Linked DNA regions of Homo sapiens: all the other regions are linked to region 2. A link is an interaction called in ENCODE POLR2A ChIA-PET data of the cell type or tissue named here. Cell type or tissue: GM12878. All regions are shown on one strand.

Region 1 (8,000 bases), 100 kb before region 2:
TAAAGTAAAAGGATATAGGTTCAAATCCTAGCTAGGAAAAAAAAAGTAAAAAGATGGATCTTTATTTTTAATTAAAAAATTATTTTTTTATTATTTTTTGGAGACAGTCTTGCTCTGGTGCGGTGGCACAATCTTGGCTCATTGCAGCCTCTGCCTCCTGGGTTCAAGCGATTCTTGTGCCTCAGCCTCCCGAGTAGCTGGGATTACAGGTGTGTGCCACCACACCTGGCTAATTTTTGTATTTCTTTTAGTAGAGTCAGAGTTTTGCCATGTTGGCCAGGCTTGTGTTGAACTCTGGCTTCAAGTGATCTGCCCACCTCGATCTCCCTAAGTGCTGGAATTACAGGTGTGAGCCAGTGCGTCCAGTTTTAAAAATCATTATTATTTTCGGCTGGGTGCAGTGGCTAATGCCTGTAATCCCAGCACTTTGGGAGGCTGAGGCGGGTGGATCACCTGAGGTTGGGAGTTCATGACCAGCCTGACCAACGTGGAGAAACCCTGTCTCTGCTAAAAATACAAATTAGCTGGGTGTGGTGGTGCATGCCTGTAATCTCAGCTACTCGGGAGGCTGAGGCAGGAGAATAGCTTGAACCCCGGAGGCGGAGGTTGTGGTGAGCTGAGATCATGCCATCACACTCCAGCCTGGGCAACAAGAGCGAAACTCCGTCTCAAAAGAAAAAAAAAATTATTGTTATTTTCCAATTATAAAAGTCTTTATGCCTGGTGTGGTGGCCCACACCTTTAAACCCAGCAATTTGGGAAGCTAGGAATATATATATATATATATATATATATATTTTTTTTTTTTTTTTTTTTTTTTTTTTTTTGAGATGGAGTCTTGCTCTGTCACCCAGGCTGGAGTGCAGTGGCGTGATCTCAGCTCACTGCAACCTCCGCCTCCTTGGTTCAAGCGATTCTCCTGCCTCAGCCTCCTGAGTAGCTGGGACTACAGGCGTGTGCCATCACGCCTGGCTAATTTTTGTATTTTTAGTAGAGTCGGGCTTTCACCATGTTAGCCAGGATGGTCTCGATCTCCTGACCTCGTGGTCCACCTGCCTCGGCCTCCCAAAGTGCTGGGATTACAAGTGTGAGGCACCATGCCCAGCGTTTTTTTTTTGGAATTATTTATTTATTTATTTATTTTTATTGATCATTCTTGGGTGTTTCTCGCAGAGGGGGATTTGGCAGGGTCATAGGGCAATAGTGGAGGGAAGCTCAGCAGATAAACAAGTGAACAAAGGTCTCTGGTTTTCCTAGGCAGAGGACCCTGCGGCCTTCCGCAGTGTTTGTGTCCCTGGATACTTGAGATTAGGGAGTGGTGATGACTCTTAACGAGCATGCTGCCTTCAAGCATCTGTTTAACAAAGCACATCTTGCACCGCCCTTAATCCATTTAACCCTGAGTGGACACAGCACATGTTTCAGAGAGCACAGAGAGCACAGTCGCCCAGGCTGGAGTGCAGTGAGTGGTGTGATCTCAGCAACCTCTACCTCCCAGGTTCAAGCGTTTCTCCTGCCTCAGCCTCCTGAGTAGCTGGGTTTATAAGCACCCACCACCTCATCCAGCTAATTTTTGTATTTTTAGTAGAGACAGGGTTTCACCATGTTGGCCAGTCTGGTCTTGAACTCCTGACCTCAGGTGATCCACCCATCTCAGCCTCCCAAAGTGTTGGGATTACAGGTGTTAGCCACTGAGCCTGGCAACAATTTTTTAAAATTAGCTGGAAATGGTGGTGCATGCCTGTATTTCCAGCTGCTTGCGAGGCTGAGGCAGGAGGACTGCCTGAGCCTAGGAGATCAAGGCTGCAGTGAGCCAAGATCACACCACTGCACTCCATCCTGGGCATCATCATGGCAAGACCCTGTCTCAGAAAAATTAAAAAAAAAATTCTTTCTAGTGATTATAGCAGAGTGTGTATTTTTCAGTCATTCATTTGTTTTTTTTGTTTTTTTTCTTTTTATTATTATTATTATACTTCAAGTTTTAGGGTACATGTGCACAATGTGCAGGTTAGTTACATATGTATGCATGTGCCATGCTGGTGTGCTGCACCCACTAACTCGTCATTTAGCATTAGGTATATCTCCTAATGCTATCCCTCCCCCCTCCCCCCACCCCACAACAGTCCCCAGAGTGTGATGTTCCCCTTCCTGTGTCCATGTGTTCTCATTGCTCAATTCCCACCTATGAGTGAGAACATGCGGTGTTTGGTTTTTTGTCCTTGTGATAGTTTACTGAGAATGATGATTTCCAATTTCATCCATGTCCCTACAAAGGACATGAACTCATCATTTTTTATGGCTGCATAGTATTCCGTGGTGTATATGTGCCACATTTTCTTAATCCAGTCTATCATTGTTGGACATTTGGGTTGGTTCCAAGTCTTTGCTATTGTGAATAGTGCCGCAATAAACATACATGTGCATGTGTCTTTATAGCAGCATGATTTATAGTCCTTTGGGTATATACCCAGTAATAGGATGGCTGGGTGAAATGGTATTTCTAGTTCTAGATCCCTGAGGAATCGCCACACTGACTTCCACAATGGTTGAACTAGTTTACAGTCCCACCAACAGTGTAAAAGTGTTCCTATTTCTCCACATCCTCTCCAGCACCTGTTGTTTCCTGACTTTTTAATGATTGCCATTCTAACTGGTGTGAGATGGTATCTCATTATGGTTTTGATTTGCATTTCTCTGATGGCCAGTGATGGTGAGCATTTTTTCATGTGTTTTTTGGCTGCATAAATGTCTTCTTTTCAGAAGTGTCTGTTCATGTCCTTCGCCCACTTTTTGATGGGGTTGTTTTGTTGTTTTTTTTTTTTTTTTTTTTTTTTTTTGGAAATTTGTTTGAGTTCATTGTAGATTCTGGATATTAGCCCTTTGTCAGATGAGTAGGTTGTGAAAATTTTCTCCCATTTTGTAGGTTGCCTGTTCACTCTGATGGTAGTTTCTTTTGCTGTGCAGAAGCTCTTTAGTTTAATTAGATCCCATTTGTCAATTTTGGCTTTTGTTGCCATTGCTTTTGGTGTTTTAGACATGAAGTCCTTTCCCATGCCTATGTCCTGAATGGTAATGCCTAGGTTTTCTTCTAGCGTTTTTATGGTTTTAGGTCTAACGTTTAAGTCTTTAATCCATCTTGAATTAATTTTTGTATAAGGTGTAAGGAAGGGATCCAGTTTCAGCTTTCTACATATGGCTAGCCAGTTTTCCCAGCACCATTTATTAAATAGGGAATCCTTTCCCCATTGCTTGTTTTTCTCAGGTTTGTCGAAGATCAGATAGTTGTAGATATGCGGCATTATTTCTGAGGGCTCTGTTCTGTTCCATTGATCAATATCTCTGTTTTGGTACCAGTACCATGCTGTTTTGGTTACTGTAGCCTTGTAGTATAGTTTGAAGTCAGGTAGCGTGATGCCTCCAGCTTTGTTCTTTTGGCTTAGGATTGACTTGGCGACAGTCATTCATTTGATAAATGTTTGTTGCATGTGTATTCCTTCAGTAGGCAGTGAGGATACCATAATGCTGTGTATTATGTACTATGGCTTTTTTTTTTTTGAGTTATGAAATATCCCTGTGAGGCCTTTTACAACTATTTCTTGATTGTGATTCTGCATCTCAATTCGTACCTTTTCAGACTTTTGTTTATCTAGCAAATATTGGTTCTGATCAGAACCAGTCCTTATTGAATGCTTTGTGCCAGGTACTGTAGTAAGCGCTTTGCATTGATTCTTTTCATTCCAACTAACAACCTTATGACGTAAGTACTCTTATTCTTCTCATTTTATTGATGTAGCAGTTGTGGCACAGAGAAATTAAGCAATTTGCCCAAGGTATATAGCTAGCAAATGGCAGAACCAGGATTCGCGTCCAAACAACCTGGCTCCACATTCCCCTGCTCTTAACCTCTAAGTTATACTGATTCTTAACTACTAAACACTTTAAAACACTAGGTCAATATAGTGAGACTAGAGTGGAAAAATAGATGTCCATGCCTGTATGGAGATTATAGTCCAGAGGAAAGAGAGACAGTAAACAAATAATTATACCAATAAACATATAATTGCAGTGTGTGCCAAACCTATGACAGAAGAATAAAAAGAGATTATAGTAGGGGAACCTGAATTAAACTGGAGGTTTGAGAAATATTTTTCTGAAGAAGTGATACTTAAGCAGAGACTAGAAGGATAGAAAGGGAAGGGAATAGCATGTATGAAATTCTCAGGATGGGAGAGAACTTGACACATTTGAGAAACTGGAAGAAGGTTGATATGGTTGGAATACAGTGAACAGTAGGGGATGGAGGAAAGAGGCATAGAATGAGGATAGAGACTTAGGCAGGACTATGTCAAGGCTTTCGAATTTTTTTTTTTTTTTTTTTTGAGACAGGGTCTCTGTTCCCCAGGCTAGCATGCAGTGGTGTGATCACAGCTCACTGTAGTCTTGACCTTCTAGGCTCAAGGATCCTCCCACCTCGGCTTCCCAAGTAGCTGGGACTACAGGCACCCACCACCATGCCTAGGTAATTTTTGATTATTTGTAGAGACAAAGCCTCACTATGTTGCCTAGGCTGATCTCAAACTCCTGGACTCAAGAGCTCCTTCCCCACCTTGGCCTCTCATAGTGGTGAAATTACAGGCATGAACTACCACACCCAGCAAGGCTTTTGGATTTTTTTTTTTTTTTTTTTTTTTTGATGGAGTTTTGCTCTGTAGCCCAGGCTGGAGTGCAGTGGTGTGGTCTTGGCTCAGTGCGATTTCTGCCTCCTGGGTTCAAGCGATTCTCCTGCCTCAGCCTCCTGAGTAGCTGGCACTACAGGCACGTGCCACCACATGTGGGTAATTATTTATTTGTGTATTTATTTATGTATTTATTTATTTATTTTTTGAGAGGAAGTCTCGCACTGTCACCCAGGCAGGAGTGCAGTGGTGCGATCTCGGCTTGCTGCAAGCTCTGCCTCCGGGCTCACGTCATTCTCCTGCCTTAGCCTCCCAAGTAGCTGGGACTACAGGCGCCTACCACCACACCAGGCTAATTTTTTGTATTTTTAGTAGAGACGGGGTTTCATGTGTTAGCCAGGATGGTCTCGATCTCCTGACTTCGTGATCTGCCTGCCTTGGCCTCCCAAAGTGCTGGGATTACAGGTGTGAGCCACTGCGCCTGGCCTAATTTTTTCATTTTTAGTAGCGACAGGGTTTCACCATGTTGGCCAGGCTGGTCTTGAACTTCTGACCTCAGGTGATATACCTGCTTTGGCCTCCCAAAGTCCCGGGATTACAGGTGTGAGCCACCGTACCTGGCCAGCTTTTGGATTTTTATCCTGAGTATAATTAGAAGATTTTGAAGGTTTTAAGCATGAGTATCATGACCTTATATATGATTTTAAAACGTTACTCTGGGGCCGGGCGCGGTGGCTCATGCTTGTAATCCTAGCACTTTGGGAGGCTGAGGCGGGTGGATTGCTTGAGCTCAGGAGTTTGAGACCAGCATGGGTGACATGGTAAGATCCCATCTCTACAAAAAGTACAAAAAAATTAGCTGGGTGCGGTGGCTCACACCTGTGCTTACAGCTACTCAAGAGGCTAAGGTGGGAGGATCATCTGATCTGCGGAGGTTGAGACTGCAGTTAGCTTAAACCATGATACTGCACTCCAGGCCGGGTGACAGAGCAAGGCTCTGTCTCCAAAACAACAATAACAACAGCAACACCCCATTACTGTGGGTACATTGTGGGGAGGGGTTTGGAAAGAGAAGAAATCGGGGAAGTATGGTTAGGAAGTATTGCAGTGGTCCAGGCAAAAGGCGATGATGGTTTGGATTAGACTGTAGGCAGTGGAGATAGAAGTAGAAAGATTCAGTAGATATTTTAGAATTAGGACAGGCAAGACTTAATGGATTGGATGTGTGGGAAGAAGAAGGTGTCAAGTATGATTCCAGATTTTTGGCCTGAGCATCTGGGTAGATGAAGGTGGTGTTTCTGAGATGGAAACATTGGAGGAGGAGCAGATTTGGATTAGAGTTGGGGAGTGGAATGAAGACCTCAGTTTTAGTCATGCTAATTGTGAGATGCCTGTGAAAACATACAAGTGCAGATATCAAGTAAGTAGTCTTTAGGCTGATTCACAAAAGTAGCGCTGGAGAGAAATCTGGATGGTATTAGTATATAGATGGTATTTACAACCAAGGGAAATGGATGAGATCTCCTAGAGAACAAGTATAGAGTAGGAGGAGAAGACCACACTCCAAGGAATTCAAGAGAAAATGTAAGAGCTTGTTATTAGAGAAACCAACATAGGAACATATTTCAGGAAGGGAGTAATCACTGTACATTGTTGGATTTGTCAGCACAGAGATCATTGATGATTATAGCAAGAACAATATTGGAGGAAAGTAGGGCCAGAAGCTAAATTGAATTGGGTTTAAGGCATGGGAAGGGACGAAGTGGAGATGGTCTGTGTATTTTGATTATTGACATGTGTAGGCTGGGCGTGGTGACTCACGCCTGTAATCCCAGCACTTTGGGAGGCTGAGGCAGGTAGATCACATGAGGTCAGGAGTTCAAGACCAGCCTGGCCAACATGGCAAAACCCTGTCTCTACTAAAAATACTAAAGTTAGCCAGGCGTGGTGGTGCACACCTGTAATCCCAGCTCCTCAGGAGGCTGAGGCAGGAGAATCACTTGAACTGGGGAGGCGGGGGATATAGTGAGCTGATATCATGTCACTGCACTCCAGCCTGGGTGACAGAACAAGAATCCATCTCAAAACAAAACAAAACAAAACATGTCTGTTTCCTCATAAGAAGTATACTCTAAGACAGTAAGATCCGTGAAGATAGGAGCTGTACCTTTCCATTTTTTGTATTCTTGGCTGCTTAGCTTGGTATCTTGCCAGGATGTTGTATTAAGAGAGAAAAGGGTGAGGGTATGAAGATATTTGCAAAATGGTGAGAGTAATGATTCTCTGGCCTTTTTATGTTGGCCTTAAGGGTTTATCTACTTTTTATGTACTTACTTACTTAATTTATTTATTTATTGAGATGGAGTTTTGCTCTTGTTGCCCAGGCTGGAGTGCAATGGCGTGATCTCGGCTCACCACAACCTCTGCCTCCCGGGTTCAAGTGATTCTTCTGCCTCAGCCTCCCGAGTAGCTGGGATTACAGGCATGCACCACCACACACGGCTAATTTTGTATTTTTATTAGAGATGGGGTTTCTCCATGTTGGTCAGGCTGGTCTCGAACTCCTGACCTCAGGTGATACTCCTGCCTCAGCCTCCCAAAGTGCTGGGATTACAGGCGTGAGCCACCATGCCCGGCCCTTTTTATGTACTTTTAAAATTTGCTATGTTTAGCCTTTCTTTTTTCACCTCCCTACTGAATGGTTCTTTGTATTTTGGTATTACTGGCTTTTAAAGTTCATTCCTTATCTTTTTTTTTTTTTTTTTTTTATTGCTTTCTTGTGGTCATTGTTGCTATAGCTAATTAGCTGAGGTGCTTGGTTAACCTCTTTATTCATTCACTTGTTTATTGGCTCTTATTTCTATGTACTGAATGTATAATTGTGACAAAGCTCAAAGCTCTATACTTTTTTTTTTTTTTTTTTTTTTTTTTGAGACTGAGTCTCTCTGTCGCCCAGGCTGGAGTGCATGCAGTGGTGCAATCTCGGCTCACTGCAAGCTCCACCTCCCGGGTTCACACCATTCTCCTGCCTCAGCCTCCTGAGTAGCTGGGACTACAGACGCCCGCCACCATGCCTGGCTAATTTTTTCTATTTTTAGTAGAGAGGGTTTCACCGTGTTAGCCAGGATGGTCTCGATCTCCTGACCTCGTGATCCGCCCACCTCGGCCTCCCAAAGTGCTGGGATTACAGGCGTGAACCACTGTGCCCCGCCATTGTTTTCTATTAATAGTTTGTGATTTATATACTTTGCCCAGAGTCTAATTAGCCATATTTATATGATAATAATAAACATTTTGGCTACAGTCCTACCTAGATTTTTT
Region 2 (8,000 bases):
TGACAGTTCTATAACAGCATTTACAATTATCCAAAACATTGCCCATCATGCTGAACTGCAGAGGGGTAGTGAAAAGACAGAATTTAGTAACTCAAGCTTAGATTTGGCCATGAAGTAGTATTATAGAGAAAAACAATCCTAAAATTCATAGGGAGCCAGAAAAGAGCCTGAATAGCCAAAGCAATCCTAAGCAAAAACAACAACAACAAAACAAAACACAAAGCTGGAAACATCACATCACATTACCTGACTTCGAATTATACTACAAGGATGTAGTAACCAAAACTTGCAAAACGTGAGGACTTTGGAATATGATATTTCAAATTTGGTAAACAAAACCCCTAAGAACATTTGTTCTATACCAAGTACTGTTCCAAGCACTTCTCACATATTAATCACCAGCAGCATTGCTATGATACACTGTCATTTTTACAGATGAGGAAACTGAGGCTAAAAGAGATGAAGTATTTTACCCAAAACCACAGCTAGTACTTGACAGAGTGGGAGTTGGACCTCAGGCAGTCCTGCTCTTTTCCAACAGAACCACCATGGGGTGTGATCTGATTCTTTGTTGGTAGAAAAACAGGCTAAAATCTAATCTCAGGCTTTACCTTCAGAGAACAAAAATAGGCCGGGCGCGGTAGATCATGCCTGTAATCCCAGCACTTTGGGAGGCCGAGGCAGGCCGATCACCTGAAGTCGGGAGTTCGAGACCAGCCTGACCAACATGGAGAAACCCTATCTCTGCTAAAAATATAAAATTAGCCAGGCATGGTGACGCATGCCTGTAATCCCAGCTACTCAGGAGGCTGAGGCAGGAGAATCACTTGAACCCGGGAGGCAGAGTTTGCAGTGTGCTGAGCTCAACAAGAGCAAAACTCCATCACAAAAACAAAAACAAAAATAGTGTGTTCAGCTCAGAAGACTGCTACTGGGGAGGGGGCTACTATGCTCTTATATCCTTGTCGCAGATCCTTTCCCCTAGAAAGAGGGCCCTGTAGAAGAATTATATTCCCAAACAATGAATTGTGTAGTGGTAATTACACTGTTGCCATCCCTTTGGGAAGAAGGCTGGGGCGGTGATTACATTCCAAAACAGAGCTGTTTGGGTGTAATTGCACCGTGCTGCTCTTATCAGTCTGGGGACGGCAGGCCTCTGGTCTCCATCCTCATTTGTTTTTGAGATGGAATCTGAACAGCATTCAATTAATAGTCAAGACCCAGGCACAGGGAAGTCAGCCAAAAGAGCCAAGAGGACATTAAGTTGCTATTGGCATTTTCCTTCTACTGAAGTTTTCCAGACCTTTAAGTATCAGCAAATTTGAGGGGGAGCCTAGTTGAGAAAATTTATTTGGCTAGTGAAGGGTTAGAGATCCCTCTTTAAGAGGCTGTGCCCCAAACCCCTCATTGGTCTCTATACGTAAAGGAGAGATAGTTGGATGGCAGTGAAATTTTCCTCTTCTATCAGCAGCTTTAGCTCTGTCAAAAGGTAGTCCTTCCTTGAAATCATTCCCTGGGACTTGCAGTATGTATATATTTTTTTCATGTATGTAGCTTCCAAAGTTGTAGAGCAAAGAGCCTCTCTCTGGTTGTTTTGAGATAATAAGGCTGACTTTGGTTAAACTTCAGCAATAATCTCTAGATCTGGACTAGAAGAAAAAATAAAATGAATTATTTTGTTTTATGACTCAGAGAACAAAAAACTGCCAGTTGCTTTTAAGGTACACATGTTGATCTAGAGCAAAGAAGGAAAAGACGCATGTATTGGGATGAGGGTTGCACAACCCTGGGAAGTGGTATAGCTTTGGCCATTATGTCATTTAGCTTTTGCTGCTGAACAAACCACCCCCAAATTTAGTGGCATAAGACATTTCTTGTTTCTCACAATTCTGCGAGTCCAATTGCAGTTTGCCTGGTCTGCATCATTGGCTCTTCTCTGTGGTCAATTAATAGCTTGGCTGGATGTGGATGATCTTAGATGGTTTAGTAGGTAAAATAATGATCTGCCTAAGAGGTCCTTCCACATCTTAATCCCCAGAACCTGTGAATATGTTACTTTACATGGCAGAAAGGACTTTGCAGTTATGATTAAGATTATAGATCTTGAGGTGGGAAGATTATCCTGATTTATCTGGGTGGGCCTCATCTGATTACATGAGCTATTAAAAGTGGAAGAGGAAGGCAGAAGGGTCAGTCAAGGTGCTGCAATGATCAAAGATGGGAATGGCCTCTGCTAACAGCTAGCAGCGAGTGGGAACCTCAGTTCTGCATCTGCAAGGAACTGAATTCTGCCAGCAACCGAAATGGACAAGGAGACAGACCCGAACACAGGCCAGCCAACACCTTTCTTCTAGCCCAATGAGTCCTTTGTTTGACTTCAGGCCTATAGAACTGAGAGATAATAAATTTGTCTTGTTTAAGCCACTAAGTTTCTGCTTGTTGTTATGGCAGTTATAGAAAACTGATAACAGATAGTTTCACACATGTATCTGGCATTTGGCAGGCTATTTGGCTTCAGCTGGGATGACTTGTCTCCTTTCTATTCACCAGTAAACTAACCTGTGCTTCTTCACATAGTGTCTCAGGGTTGTGTGTGTGACGGAATCTCGCTCTGTCGCCCAGGCTGGAGTGCCGTGGTGTAGTCTCAGCTCACTGCAACCTCCGCCTCCTGGGTTCAAGTGATTCTCCTGCCTCAGCCTCCCTAGTAGCTGGGATTACAGGCGCCTGCCACTACACCTGGCTAATTTTTGTATTTTTAGTAGAGACAGGGTTTCACCATGTTGGCCAGGCTGGTCTCAAACTCCTGACCTCAGAGTTCTGAAAAGAAGCAGGAGAGGTCAAGTCCTACTGCATAAGCACTTTTTGAATCTCTCCTTATGTCATGTTTGCTTTTGTCCATTCCATCAGCTAAAGCAAGCTGTTTGGGTAAGCCCCAAACCAGGAAGAAGACTCTCTAAGGCCATGGATACAGAAGGGCCTAAATCATTTGGGGCCATTACTGTAACATGCTGCCACAACTAAGTAGGCTTTGAAATCTGAGGTAGCCTGCTAGCACACTCTGAACACATTGCTTTTTTTTTCTTTTCTTTCTTTTGAGATAGGGTCTCACTCTGTTGCCCAGGCTGGAATGCAGTGGTTTGATTACAGCTCACTGCAACCTCTGCCTCCTGGGCTCAAGTGATTCCCCGGCCTCAGCCTCCCAGGTAACCGAGACTACTGCACATGCCACCATGCCTGGCTAATTTTGGTATTTTTTGTAGAGACAGGGTTTCACTGTGTTGCCCAGACTGGTCTTAAACTCTTGGGCTCAAGCGATCCTACCACCTTGGCCTCCCAAAGTGTTAGGATTACTGGCGTGAGCCACTGCGTCCAGCACAAATTGCTTTTTTTAAAAGTGTCCTTACATATACTGAGGAAAGCTTCAGCATACCAAAGGATATAAAGGTACAGATTTAGAACTTTCAAGAAATATCTTCGGGCATGGTGGTGCATGCCTGTAATCCCAGCTACTCGGGAGGCTGAGGCAGGAGAATCGCTTGAACCCGGGAGGTGGAGGTTGCAGTGAGCCGAGATTGCGCCATTGCACTCCAGCCTGGGCAACAAGAGCGAAACTCCATCTCCAAAAAAAAAAAAAAAAAAAAAAGAGAAAAAAGAAAAAAACAAGAAATATCTTGCCTTAGGTAATTATTTGGGTTATTCAGAGAAATGAATTTAGGAACAACATTCAAATAAAAAGCTGGACCCTGGTTTCCTAGACATAGGATATCAGGGAAACTACCTTTTCTCTTTCTCTGGGTATTTTCTAGGATATAGCCCTGTATTTCTGTGCTGGAGGGTAAAAAGATGTGCAAAAGAGCTCTGTGGGTGGTTGGGCCCCTTGGGGCCAAATGTATTTCTGTGTAGGAGTAAGACTGACAGAATTAACTGTGCAAGCACTTACTAATTTGCTGTAAGTGAACCTGTACCCGTGGCATCATTTATAATCCAGAGCTCCTTGAACAGAAGCAACTCAGAAGAAAAGTTCCTAAAAACTAAGGCAAGGAATTTTTGTGTGCCCAATTACTGTGGCATATTATGCTTTCTTATAGCAGTGGTTGGGAGAAGCAAGAATTCAGCTATTCTCAAGCATAGGACTTAGCTTTTACTTGGCATTATTGAGATTGGTTAAAAACTATTTTATGGGGACCAAATGTGAATTGCATAGATTGGGCCTCAGGTCACATAGAGACAAATTCAGTATATTCACCAGTCATTCTTTTTTTTTTTCATTCACCAGTAAACTAACCTGTGCTTCTTCACATAGTGTCTCAGGGTTCTTTTCAAAGTAGAGAGTTCTTTTAAAATACAAAAATTAGCTCTGGCTAATTTTTGTATTTTTAGTAGAGATGGGGTTTCGCCATGTTGACCAGGCTGGTCTCGAACTCCTGACCTCAAGCGATCTGCCCGTCTCAGCCTCCCAAAGTGCTGGGATTACAGGCGTGAGCCACTATGCCTGGCCTCACCAATCAATCTTTTAGGACTTCCTTGATGTACTTTTAGAACCACCTCAGTCGCTGATGGGCTGGGGGCTCTGCTGTTGATAAACCCTGGATATTATCCTAGGCATGTGCATTCAAAATGGTATAGCCTATGTACAATAAAGACGTGTCCTCAAAGAGGCTGGGCACAGTGGCTCAAGCCTGTAATCCCAGCACAGTAGGCCAAGGTGGGAGGATTGCTTGCACCCAGGAAAGCCCAGCCTGGGCAACATAGTGAGAGCTCATCTCTACAAAAAGTTTTTTTTTTTTTTTTTCCAGAAATTAGCTGAGCTTGGTAGCATGTGCATGTAGTTCCACAGTTCCAGCTACTCAGGAGGCTGAGGTGGGAGGATCATTAGAGCCTGGGAGGCAGAGGCTGCATTGAGCAGAGATCACATCACTGCACTCCAGTCTGAGTGACAGAGCAAGATCCTGTCTCAAAAAAAAAAAAAAGAAGTATCTTTAAAGAGACAAAGACTCTCCCTAATGAAAACTCGGCCTTATCCTTTTTTGTCTGATAAGAGTTAGAGGTTGTGGTGATGAGATTGAGCTAGTGTCCTTCTATTCTGCCTTTACTTTTACTCCTGGGTCCCTTTCCCCTCCCACCCTTCCACCTTTCTCCCTTTATCTGTTGTGGGTCTCAGTATTTAAGCAGATTTTTTTTTTTTTTTTTTGAGACAGTCTTGCCCAGGCTGGAGTGCAGTGGCGCAATCTCGGCTCACTGCAACCTCTGTCTCCCAGGTTCAAGTGATTCTCATGCCTCAGCCTACCTAGTAGCTGGGGGGTTACAGGCGTGCGCCACCATGCCCAACTAATTTTTTTGTATTTTTAGTAGAGACAAGGTTTTACCATCTTGACCAGGCTGGTTTCGAACTCCTGGCTGATCCACCCACCTTGGCCTCCCAAAGTGCTGGAATTACAGGCGTGAGGCACCACACCCAGCCTTAAGCAGAATTTGAACTTGATTTTCTTTAAGGCAGAACTAATAGAGCTAACACAGGAGCTAACTGAGAGCTTATAAAAGCCACAAAGTGTTTCTTGGTCTAAATATTTTTCTGGATTCTGCTGATGTGAAGCAACTGGGGAAAAGTGGTAAAATGTTGTATAGCTTATTTTGCAAACTAATTAAAACTGAAAATATCAGTGCAAAGCTGGAGTAAATTGTTTAAAATGCCCAGTTTCTTCACTCCCATGTTCTAGGTGGAGAGGCCACAGGGACAGTTTAGGAGCACATGCTGTGAATAAGTTTCTGGCTATTCTAATCTATGTCTTACCTGGGAAGAATGTGAAGGTCCTATGGGATAGAAGCAGTACCAGCACCACGGGTTGGCTTGGGACTCTTTACGTATCTCCCCACCACTATTATCTAACCACAAGCCACCCCTAAAAATACACCATCTAAGTGAAAAACAGTGTGCTTGCTCTGCCGGCAGCTTCAAGACAAGTCACCTAACTTGTGCACACCCTACTCGTTCACCTGCCAACCCTGAGACTCATTTATAGAATTTCTTGAGCTGCCACTGGATGGAACTAACAGAGAAATTGGCCATGGGATTTGGAGGTAATAGTGCTGAAGGAAACACTGACTGGCTGATTTCCCCTCTCAACTTCATGGACACTTTTTCCTCTTCTCTGTTATTATTTCTGGGTACTGTGTGTTGGAGGTTTGGTTTGTGTGGACTCATCAGTCATTGTTTTCAGGCACTGAGTGCAGCTCTCCACCTTTTCCTTTGTGATATTAGTGTCTCCCCTATATGGAAGAGTGACCATTTTCTGAAAGGCTAATGCAGCTATGGAGGGGAACAGTGTTCTTTTCCGACACCTGGAGAATAGCTGTTAGGGTTTAGAATTCCTGAAAAAAATCATTTTAGTCTTGATATTTTAGTATATCCTTTATTTGAAGCTGCCTGCTTTCTTTGCCTTCTTTCTTGTGAATGCCACAGTTTCCTGTTCCACCTTTCTCCGAATCTGAGACCTTACAGTAAAAAAGAAGTATGCGACAAGAAATTACGGGATTCTCGTATCCAGAGCAAAGTGATGATGGTTGCAAGTTGACTATTTGACATTTTACAGTTTTATATGACTCATAACTTTTGTGTGGGGAGCATAACTGAAACAAATTATCAAACTGGGAATGGCCTCAGGGGCTCTGTCTCTGAAGGAAAGGGTTGGAATTTTGAGTCCTTGGGCCTTCTGAATTTGACAAATTGAATTATCCTAGGATTCCTCTGTCTCTCATTTTCATTTTTCATTGGATAGTCTGTGATGGGAGGGGATTTTTGTATACAGAGAAATAGACTCAATCAAAGAATACAGCAAACTAATACATGTGGAATTAAGGTCCAGTCTACCCCCTCAAAGAAATGTATGCTTGTCTGTTCCTTTTCCAACCTGGAACCTGGACATTAAACTGTTGAATATTTTGTCTATCTTCCCTTTTGGCTTTGATGTTCTTAAACGTTGAACGTTAGCAAATGTCATGGAGACACACCCATAACTACTTTCTTGTAAGGAAACCAAGGACTTGAATTCTTCTCTTATTCATAATTAATACTTTGCATTCCAAGTTATAGGTAGCACTGGGCGCTGGAGGCTGCCTGCCAGATAGGCTGACTAGGGTTTGAAGTTAGTTGGGTTGCTATTCTACTTTGCAGAAGAACCTAAAATACTTTAATTTTTTTTCTATTGATAAGACTGTTTTTCAGTTTAAGATATATTCAATTCACCTCACTCATTTTCTCCTCTCATCTCCTCTCCAAGTACTCAGGTTGATCCTATGGGAACATAATGTCATCCTCCTCATGTTATACATATATGCGGACTTTGTCAGGCTGAGCCTTAAAATGTCCATTTCTCAAGCGCACACTGTGTTCTTTCTCTTTCGACTATCTTGCTTTTTGTTTTTTTTCACTGTTCTGGCTCTGATATGGGTTAGCTGCCCTCAGTGAACCAGTACTGTATTTCTTTCCTTGAACTTAACTTTACCTGCTAGCCATAGGGAAAATCCAGAATGAGTACTAATCCTTTCTGGATTTCCCCCTCTGTCCAACAGACAGTATAGTATAGATGCTTAAGAACAAGGGTAGAGGCCAGGTGCCGTGGCTTACGCTTGTAATCCCAGCACTTTGGGAGGCCGAGGTGGGTGGATCACCTGAGGTCTGGAGTTCAAGACCAGCCTGGCCAACATTGTGAAACCCCGACTCTACTAAAAATACGAAGTCAGCCAGGCGTGGTGTCACGTGCCTGTAGTCCCAGCTACTCGGGAGGCTGAGGCAGGAGAATCGCTTGAACCTGGGAGGTGGAGGTTGCAGTGAGCCGAGATTGTACCACTGCACTCCAGCCTGGGCGACAGAGCAAGACTCTGTCTCAAAAAATAGAACAAGGTTAGAAATTGGGCCTCTGTTTATGTTGAGAAGTATATGAATAGACCTGTTCGTATTGATCATATACCTGATAATAATTAATTTATTTATTCCCTTATTC
Region 3 (8,000 bases), 1.4 Mb before region 2:
ACATCCTAAACCTTTGTTAGTACAGAAATACGGAAGTCTGTTGCCTATTATAAAGACCTTGTTCATGGTTACATCATTCTTGCCTTTGGGTTTCTCTAAGTGTGTTCAAGAGGTGCCTTGGATATCATTGCAGGTATGGTGTCAGTCGTGGAACTGAAACAGAGTTCAGTAATGCAACGATTGCTTACAGGCTGGATGCCAACAGCTATCAGGTGAGTGGTGTCTGGCAGGTAAATCAAAGGGCCCAAGAATTTAATCTTTTTGCACTGGTCGGCAGTTATTGTTTCCAGTCTTATTCCAAGGCAAACATTATACTGGAAAGGAGAACAGTCAGAATAACATTAAATTCCATCTGAGGAAAGCCACACTCCCGAGTCCCTTTCATCTGCAATTGGATGCCTTGTCAGCATAAATCGGCCTGTTTATATTCTCACAATATCCAGTTCAGTGCTCTGCCCCGACTTACCCAAATCCAGTTTCGTGTAAAATTATTAGAAATAGAAAGTTTTTGATGGTTACAGGAAAACAATATAAAAGGAAACAGTCTTCCATTGTTATGTAGAGCCTTTTAAATTTTATTATAGTAATTGGCGATAAACCAAATAGAAATGTAGTTGTCTTATACCAGCATATAAGCTCTTGGTCCTTCTGCTAAGAGTGTACATTTATAATTTTATTATATTTCTTGAATTGCAAATTCTAATGATCAGATTCTTTGCAGCAGTAAAACTCTAAAACTGGGTCTTATGTTTTAGGGGTGACCAGTCGCCTTCAGATCGTCCCCTCAGTCTTGCTGTTCATTGTGTGGAGCATGATGCCTTCATCTTTGCTTTGTGTCAGGATCATAAACTACGAATGTGGTCTTACAAGGTAAGTGCTACATTTATAGTTGCTGTAAGTTAAAACAGGATTGTGAATCATGAGAATTGAAGTAAATTTTGCTGTTTCTCTAAAGATTATTAGATCAATTGGTTTGGAACTTATTGGTCACTGCCAGATTCAGACAGTTTCATTTAGCTTTATTTTGCATATATTTTCCTCCTAACTTACTGTCTTTTTATTTGGAAAAATTATCAACCTAACAGGAACACTGAAAGAGTAGTACAAAGTACACCTTTCACTTTTTTTTAAATTTTTTAATTTTTTGAAACAGTCTCACTTTGTCACCCAGGCTGGAGTACAGTGGCATGAATATAGCTCACTGCAGCCTCTGCCTCCCGGGCTCAAGCAATTCCCCACCTCAGCTGCTCAAATAGCTGGGACTACAGGGGCACGCTACCATACCTGGCTAATTTTAGTATTTTTTGTAGACAGGGTTTTGCCATGTTACCCAGACTGGACCTTTCATTTAAGAGCAACAAATATGTTTTTAAAATGTAAGTTGGTAAAATGGTTTTCAAGATTCATCTAAAAAATACAGCTTATATTTTATATAAGTCTGATCTTATGTTTCAGACTGAAGAGATGTTTTTCATGTTAGCCCCTCCCTCCCTCTTTTTATTTTCCCCCGAAACAGAGTCTCGCTCTGTCACTCAGGCTGGAATGCAATGGCGCAGTCTCACCTCACTGCAACCTCCGCCTCCCAGGTTCAAGTGATTCTCCTGCCTCAGCTTCCCAAGTAGCTGGGATAACAGGCATGCACCACTGCACCTGGCTAATTTTTGTATTTTTTAGTAGAGATGGGGTTTCACTATGTTGGCCAGGCTGGTCTCGAACTCCTGACCTCAGGTTATCCACCCACCTCGGCCTCCCAGAGTGCTGGGATTACAGACGTGAGCCACTGCGCCCGGCCTGTGTTAGCCCTTTTGAAACAAAAACCTGTAAGGTCTTTTAGCAGATAAACTAGATAGAGCAGTAGATACAATGAAAGGTCCATCCTTTCAAAAGGTATGTTCTTCTAGCCTGAATATCCCTTGAATATCACCTATTAACTATTTTCTTGGACAGGAGCAAATGTGCCTAATGGTAGCTGACATGCTGGAGTATGTCCCTGTGAAGAAAGACCTTCGGCTTACTGCTGGAACTGGACACAAATTACGGCTTGCTTATTCCCCCACCATGGGACTCTACCTGGGGATATACATGCATGCACCAAAACGAGGACAGGTATGAAACAAATAAGACACATACCAAGTTATTCTGTGTGTACTGATGTGGAGAAATGGCTGTAGACTCAGTGAGTCTGTTCAAGCTCTTTTCACCGACCTAGATGTGTTTCTGAGGTGATGGTTGGGTTTCGTGCTACTATGTGAATTAGAAGATCTTGAAGGAGGGGTCAGTATGAAAGGAAGTAGAGAGTTTAAAGTAACATGAAAGGAAAAGTTAACAGAAACTAAACAAGAAGAGCAAATTAGGAGTTCTAGGTGAAAAAACAGAATTCCTGAAAGGGATGTAGGTGTTATGTGGTGTTAAGTTAATTTTTCTAAATAAATTTGCTTAGCATCCAGACAGTAGCTGCTGTCTGTAGATGAGATACGTAGGATGTGATGTAATAGTGTAATCATTTAATAAACAGCCATTTGTTGAGCATTGTGTGTTTGGTGCTGTGCCAGTCCCTTTATGCACATTAATAATAGCAGACACTGGGATTGTGCTTACTCTGGGCTCATATGCTATATGCGTTTTATCCATTTAATCCTAATAACAGCCCAGTGAGGTAGGGTCTGTCTCCCTTACTATGCAGGAGCTCTGATTCCCCCACTGAGTCCCCACGCTAGGCCACTGCCCTTCCTGGATGCCCTTCTCACTTCTGTTGGGATCTCATAGCCCACTCCACATTGCTCCTCCAATGTGGGTGCCCTCCTTACCCTGTTTGGGCCCTGAGACCACCAGACTGCCCCCATGCAATGGACCTCCTCCTCACCCAACCTGAGTTTCCATCCTGCACCAAGCTTTCTGTCCATGTGGAAGCCATCTCAAACTGTTCGTGCTCCTCCCCCCGAAGTCAGGCAGTCCCAAATGTGGACAGTCTTCTTATGTCCCTAGGCTCTTGCCTCATCACACCTGGCCATATCACCCCTGCATGCACGCCCTTCTCACTCACTAGTGTTCTCACTCCTGTGCTGGGACATGCCTGCACCGATGTTCTCTTCAACCTGTTCAGACTGACTCCTTATGCCGAACCCCAACCCCCCAGGTCCCCGACCCTTACCTTCTGGCCAGCAAGGATATCTACCTTGCTCTAGGTTTTTAGATTGGATTGCTCAGGAACAGAATGGAAGGGAAGAGGAAGAGCTCATTCTTGCAGTTTTTTCCTAATATGGCCCAAAAGTATCATGCTATCAAGACATTTATCTTGATTGCACATAATTGTTCTATTCTCTCTTCTGGAGGACAACCCTTGAACTATTTGAACATACCTATCCATCTCCTCTAAGTATACTCTTCTCTGCATGTAGGTTGTGGGTGGTAGGAGAATTGACCCTGCTCTAACTTCCTTAGTTCCTTCCATTGTTATTCATGTAACATCCTGTTGATCAGTCTCCTCGACATGTTACAATTAGTTTGTCACACTAAAATAGTGGTTCTCAAACTTTTGGTCTCGGGACCCTATTATACTCTTACCGAGAACTGCAAAGAGCTTTTGTTTATATGGGTTATACCTATAATTTATTAGAAATTAAAACTGGCTGGATGTGGATTGACACATTTTATATTATGCAGTATCTAAATTACTGTTTTGGGGGGTAATCCCCAAGACCACCTCACCTCCATGTCCAGTAATACTCTGAAAGGACTCATAGGGCTCAGTATGTAGTTGTGCTGACAGCTAAAATGTATTACAGTGAAAAGATACAAAGCAAAGTGAAAAAAGGGAAAAGGCACATGGAGTGAAGTCTGAAGCCAGACACAATCGTCTAAGAGTCCCCTCCCAGTAGAGTCTCACAGGACATGCTTAATTCTTCCAGCACTGAATTGTGATGATGTGTGTAAAATGTTGTTTCCCAGGAAAGCTTGCTAGAGGCACAGTGCCCACCATATTGGCCAGGCTGGTCTCGAACTCCTGACCTTGTGATCTGCCCACTTCGGCCTCCCAGAGTACAAGCAAGACTTTCTAAGGAGAGCAGCCTCAGGCCTGCTATGTTAACCCTTTCTGCACAACTATTATCATTGATGATATTATCATTGGTGATCACTCAGAAGAGCCTTGAGAAGCTCTGGAGTTCATGTTAGTGGATACGAAGTTTTCTGAAATCATAGTTTTCACTTTAAAACTTGAAATGTATCATTGGCAACAAATACTGTCATTTGTTTTCCCTGAAATGACAGGTTCACTTTATTCTTTTTTTTTTTTCTTTTGTGATGGAGTTTGGCACTCTTGTCACCCAGGCTGGAGTGCAGTAGCGTGACCTCAACTGACTGCAACCTCTGCCTCCTGGGTTCAAGCAATTCTCCTTCATCAGCCTCCACAGTGGCTGGGATTACAGGTACCTGCCACCATACCCGGCTAATTTTTTGTATTTTTAATAGAGATGGGGTTTCACCATGTGGGCCAGTCTGGTCTCGAACTCCTGACCTCAGGTGATCCACCCGCCTCAGCCTCCCAAAGTGCTGGGATTACAGGTGTGAGCCACCACGCCCAGCCTATTCATTTATTTAAACAGCTTTCTTGAGATGTAATTCACTCACCCATTTAAAGTATACCATTCAATGAGTTTTAGTATATCCACAGATACGAGCAACCATTACCATAGTCAACTTTAGAACATTTCCATCACCTCAAAAAGAAACCCCATACCTTTTAGCTATCATTCTTCCCTTCCCCCATTTCTTCCCAGCTCTACACAACTGCTAATCTATTTTCTGTCTCTATAAAGTTACTTATTCTGGTCATATTATGTCAGTGGAATCATATAAGTGGTTTTCTGTGACTGGCTTCTTTCACTTAGCTTAATATTTTCAAGGTTCATCCATGTAGCATGTGTTGTCAGCACTTCATTCTGTAAGTGCCCAATACATACAGCTGATTTATCAAGACAGGAATTGGAATAGAGAGAGTTTAATACACATAGAGCCAGCTAAACAGGAGACCGGAGTTTTACTGTTAACTCAAATCAGATCAGCCCCCCTGAAAATTTAGAGGCTAGGGTTTTTCAAAGATAGTTTGCCAGGCAGGGCGAGGCTATGAGTGCTGCTGACTGGTTGGAGATGCAATTGTAGGAGTGTGGAAAACCATCCTATGCGCTGAGTCTGCTTCTGGGTCGGGGCCACAGAAGAGTTGCTCATCTGGCTGGGGCCAGAAATGTAAAAAACTGAAAACACATTTTAAAAGGCCAGTGTAAGGTGCTACAATGGTGATGTTATTTACAGAAGTAATTGGGGAAGTTGCAAATCTTATGACCTCCGGAATAATGACTGGTAATCATTTAACTATGAATTCGGGCCCCTCTCATCTTCCTAACCTGGTGGCCTTTCATTAGTTTTACCAAGGTGGTTTGGTTTTGGGGAAGGGCTATTATTATTTAAACTATAAATTAAATTTCTCCCAAGGTGAGCCTTGCCCATGCTCAGGAATGACCAGAGGCAGTTTGGAGATTAAAGACAAGATGGAATTTGTGGGCCAGCACAGTGGCTCACGCCTGTAATCCCAACACTTTGGGAGGCTGAGGCAGGCGGATCATGAGGTCAGGAGATCGAGACCCTCCTGGCCAATATGGTGAAACTCCTTCTCTACTAAAAATACAAAAATTAGCTGGGCGTAGTGGTGCATGCCTGTAGTCCCAGCTGCTCAGGAGGCTGAGGCAGGAGAATGGTTTGAACCTGGGAGGCGGAGGTTGCAGTGAGCAGAGATTGCACCACTGCACTCCAGCCTGGTGACAGACCGAGATTCTGTCTCAAAAAAAAAAAAAAAAAAAAAAAAAAGGAATTTATTAGATCAGATCTGTCTCTTTTTTTTTTTTTTTTTTTTTTTTTTGAGAGAGAGTCTCGCTTTGTCACTAAGGCTGGAATACAGTGGCGCGATCTCAGCTCACTGCAACCTCTGCCTCCCAGGTTCAAGCAGTTCCCCTGCCTCAGCTTCCCAAGTTGCTGGGATTACAGGCGCATGCCACCATGCCTGGCTAAGTTTTTGTATTTTTTTAGTAGAGGTGGGGTTTTGCCATATTGGCCAGGCTGGTCTCTCCTGATCTCAGGTAATCCGCCTGCCTCGGCCTCCCAAAGTGCTGGGATTACAGGCGTGAGCCACTGCACCTGGCCCAGACCTCTTTCATTGTCATAATTTTCTCACTGTTATGATTTTTGCGAAGGTGGTTTCAATTCCTTTTATAGCTGAATAATTTTCAGTTGTATACCACCATTTATTTATTCATTTGTGTTGGAATTTTTTCATTTGTGTTGGACATTGTTGTTTCTACCCTTTATCTATTATGAATACTGCTGCTATATACTTGTCAACACTTGTTGTTATCTGACTTTTTAATTCTAGATATCCTAGTGGGTATGAAGTATTATCTCATTATGGTTTTTGTTTTAATTTCCTGATAACTAATGATGCCAAGCATCTTTTTAGTGCTTATTGGTTATTTGTGTCTCTTCCTTGGAGAAATGTTTATTCACATCATTTGCTTTTTTGTTGTTGTTGTTGTTGTTGTTGTTGAGATGGAATCTTGCTCTGTTGCCCAGGCTGGAGTGCAGTGGCGTGATCTCGGCTCACTGCAACCTCCGCCTCCCAGGTTCAAGCGATTCTCCCGCCTCAGTCCCCCAAGTAGCTGGGATTACAGGCTCACGCCATCATGCCTGGCTAATTTTTGTGTTTTTGTAGAGACGGGGTTTCACCATGTTGGCCAGGCTGGTCTCGAACTCCTGACCTCAGGTGATCCACCAGCCTCAGCTTCCCAAAGTGCTGGGATTACAGGCATGAGCCACCACGCTCGGCTGCTCTTTTTTTTTTTAACTTTTGTTTTAGGTTTGAGGGTACATGTGAAGCTTTATTACATAGGTGAACTCATGTCATGGGGCTTTGTTGTACAGATTTTCTCATCACCCAGGAATTAAGCCCAGCACCTAATAGCTATCTTTTCTGCTCCACTCCCTCCTCCCAACCTCCACCCTCAAGTAGACCCTAATGTTTGTTGTTTCCTTCTTCGTGTTCATAAGTTCCCATCATTTAGCTCCCATTTATAAGTGAGAACATGTGGTATTTGGTTTTCTGTTCCTGCATTATTTTGCTGAGGATAATGACCTCCACTTCCATCCATGTTTCCACAAAAGACATGATCTCGTTCTTTTTTGTGGCTGCATATATTCCATGATATATATGTACCATGTTTTATTCAGTCTGTCATTGAGGGGCATTTAGGTTGATTCTATGTCTTTGCTATTGTGAACAGTGCTGTAATGAACATTCATGTGCATTTGTCTTTATGGTAGAATGATTTGTATTCCTTTGGGTTATATACCCAGTAATGGGATTGCTGAGTGGAATGGTAGTTCTGTTTTTAGTTCTTAGAGGAATCACCACACTGCTTTCCACAATGGTTGAAGTAATTTACAGTCCCACCAACATTGTATAAATGTTCCCTTTTCTCTGCAACCTCACCAGCATCTGTTATTTTTTGACTTTTTAATAGCCATTCTGACTGCTGTGCGATGGTATCTCATTGTGGTTTTGATTTGCATTTCTCTAATGATCAGTGATAGTGAACTTTTATTCATATGCTTGTTAGCTGCATACTTCTTTTTTGAAAAGTGTCTGTTCATGTCCTTTGCCCACTTTTTAATGAGGTTGTTTGCCTTTCATTTGTAAATTTAAGTTCCTTATAGAGGTTGGAAATCAGACCCTCGTCAGATGCATAGTTTGCAAATATTTTCTCCCATTCTGTAAGTTGTCTGTTTACTCTGCTGAAAGTTTCTTTTACTGTGCAGAAGCTTTTAAGTTTAATTAGATCCCACTTGTCAATTTTTGCTTTTGTTGAGATTGCTTTTAGTGTCTTCGTCTTGAAATCTTTGCCCGTTCGTATGTTCAGGATGGTATTGCCTATGGTTGTCTTCCAGGGTTTTTA

The links. ChIA-PET counts read pairs that join two places held together with the same protein. Peaks named below come from ENCODE experiments on the same cell type or tissue, not always from the same donor. Only the 100,000 strongest peaks of a DNase experiment are listed, where the experiment ranks them.
Region 1: POLR2A ChIA-PET joins it to region 2 with 6 read pairs; 4 of 35 experiments call an interaction of 5 or more read pairs at or near these places.
Region 3: POLR2A ChIA-PET joins it to region 2 with 5 read pairs; 2 of 35 experiments call an interaction of 5 or more read pairs at or near these places.

The regions. Positions count from the first base shown.
Region 1 is chr11:46,578,493-46,586,492 of GRCh38, reverse strand. The region is part of intron 1 of AMBRA1 (autophagy and beclin 1 regulator 1); the gene reads left to right. Among named protein-coding and RNA genes, the nearest start is that of AMBRA1, 12 kb to the left of the region's middle. RefSeq lists an enhancer at 1,375-2,219. In GM12878, no CTCF peak of the experiment used is centred here; no DNase peak of the experiment used is centred here.
Region 2 is chr11:46,474,292-46,482,291 of GRCh38, reverse strand. All of the region lies in intron 11 of AMBRA1 (autophagy and beclin 1 regulator 1), which reads left to right. Among named protein-coding and RNA genes, the nearest start is that of MIR3160-1, 26 kb to the right of the region's middle. In GM12878, no CTCF peak of the experiment used is centred here; DNase peaks (open chromatin) are centred at 3,920 and 5,921; H3K27ac peaks cover 376 bases.
Region 3 is chr11:47,829,757-47,837,756 of GRCh38, reverse strand. It overlaps NUP160 (nucleoporin 160), which reads left to right. Exons shown (of 36, transcript NM_015231.3): 5 at 134-212; 6 at 756-870; 7 at 1,948-2,106. Among named protein-coding and RNA genes, the nearest start is that of NUP160, 15 kb to the left of the region's middle. In GM12878, no CTCF peak of the experiment used is centred here; no DNase peak of the experiment used is centred here.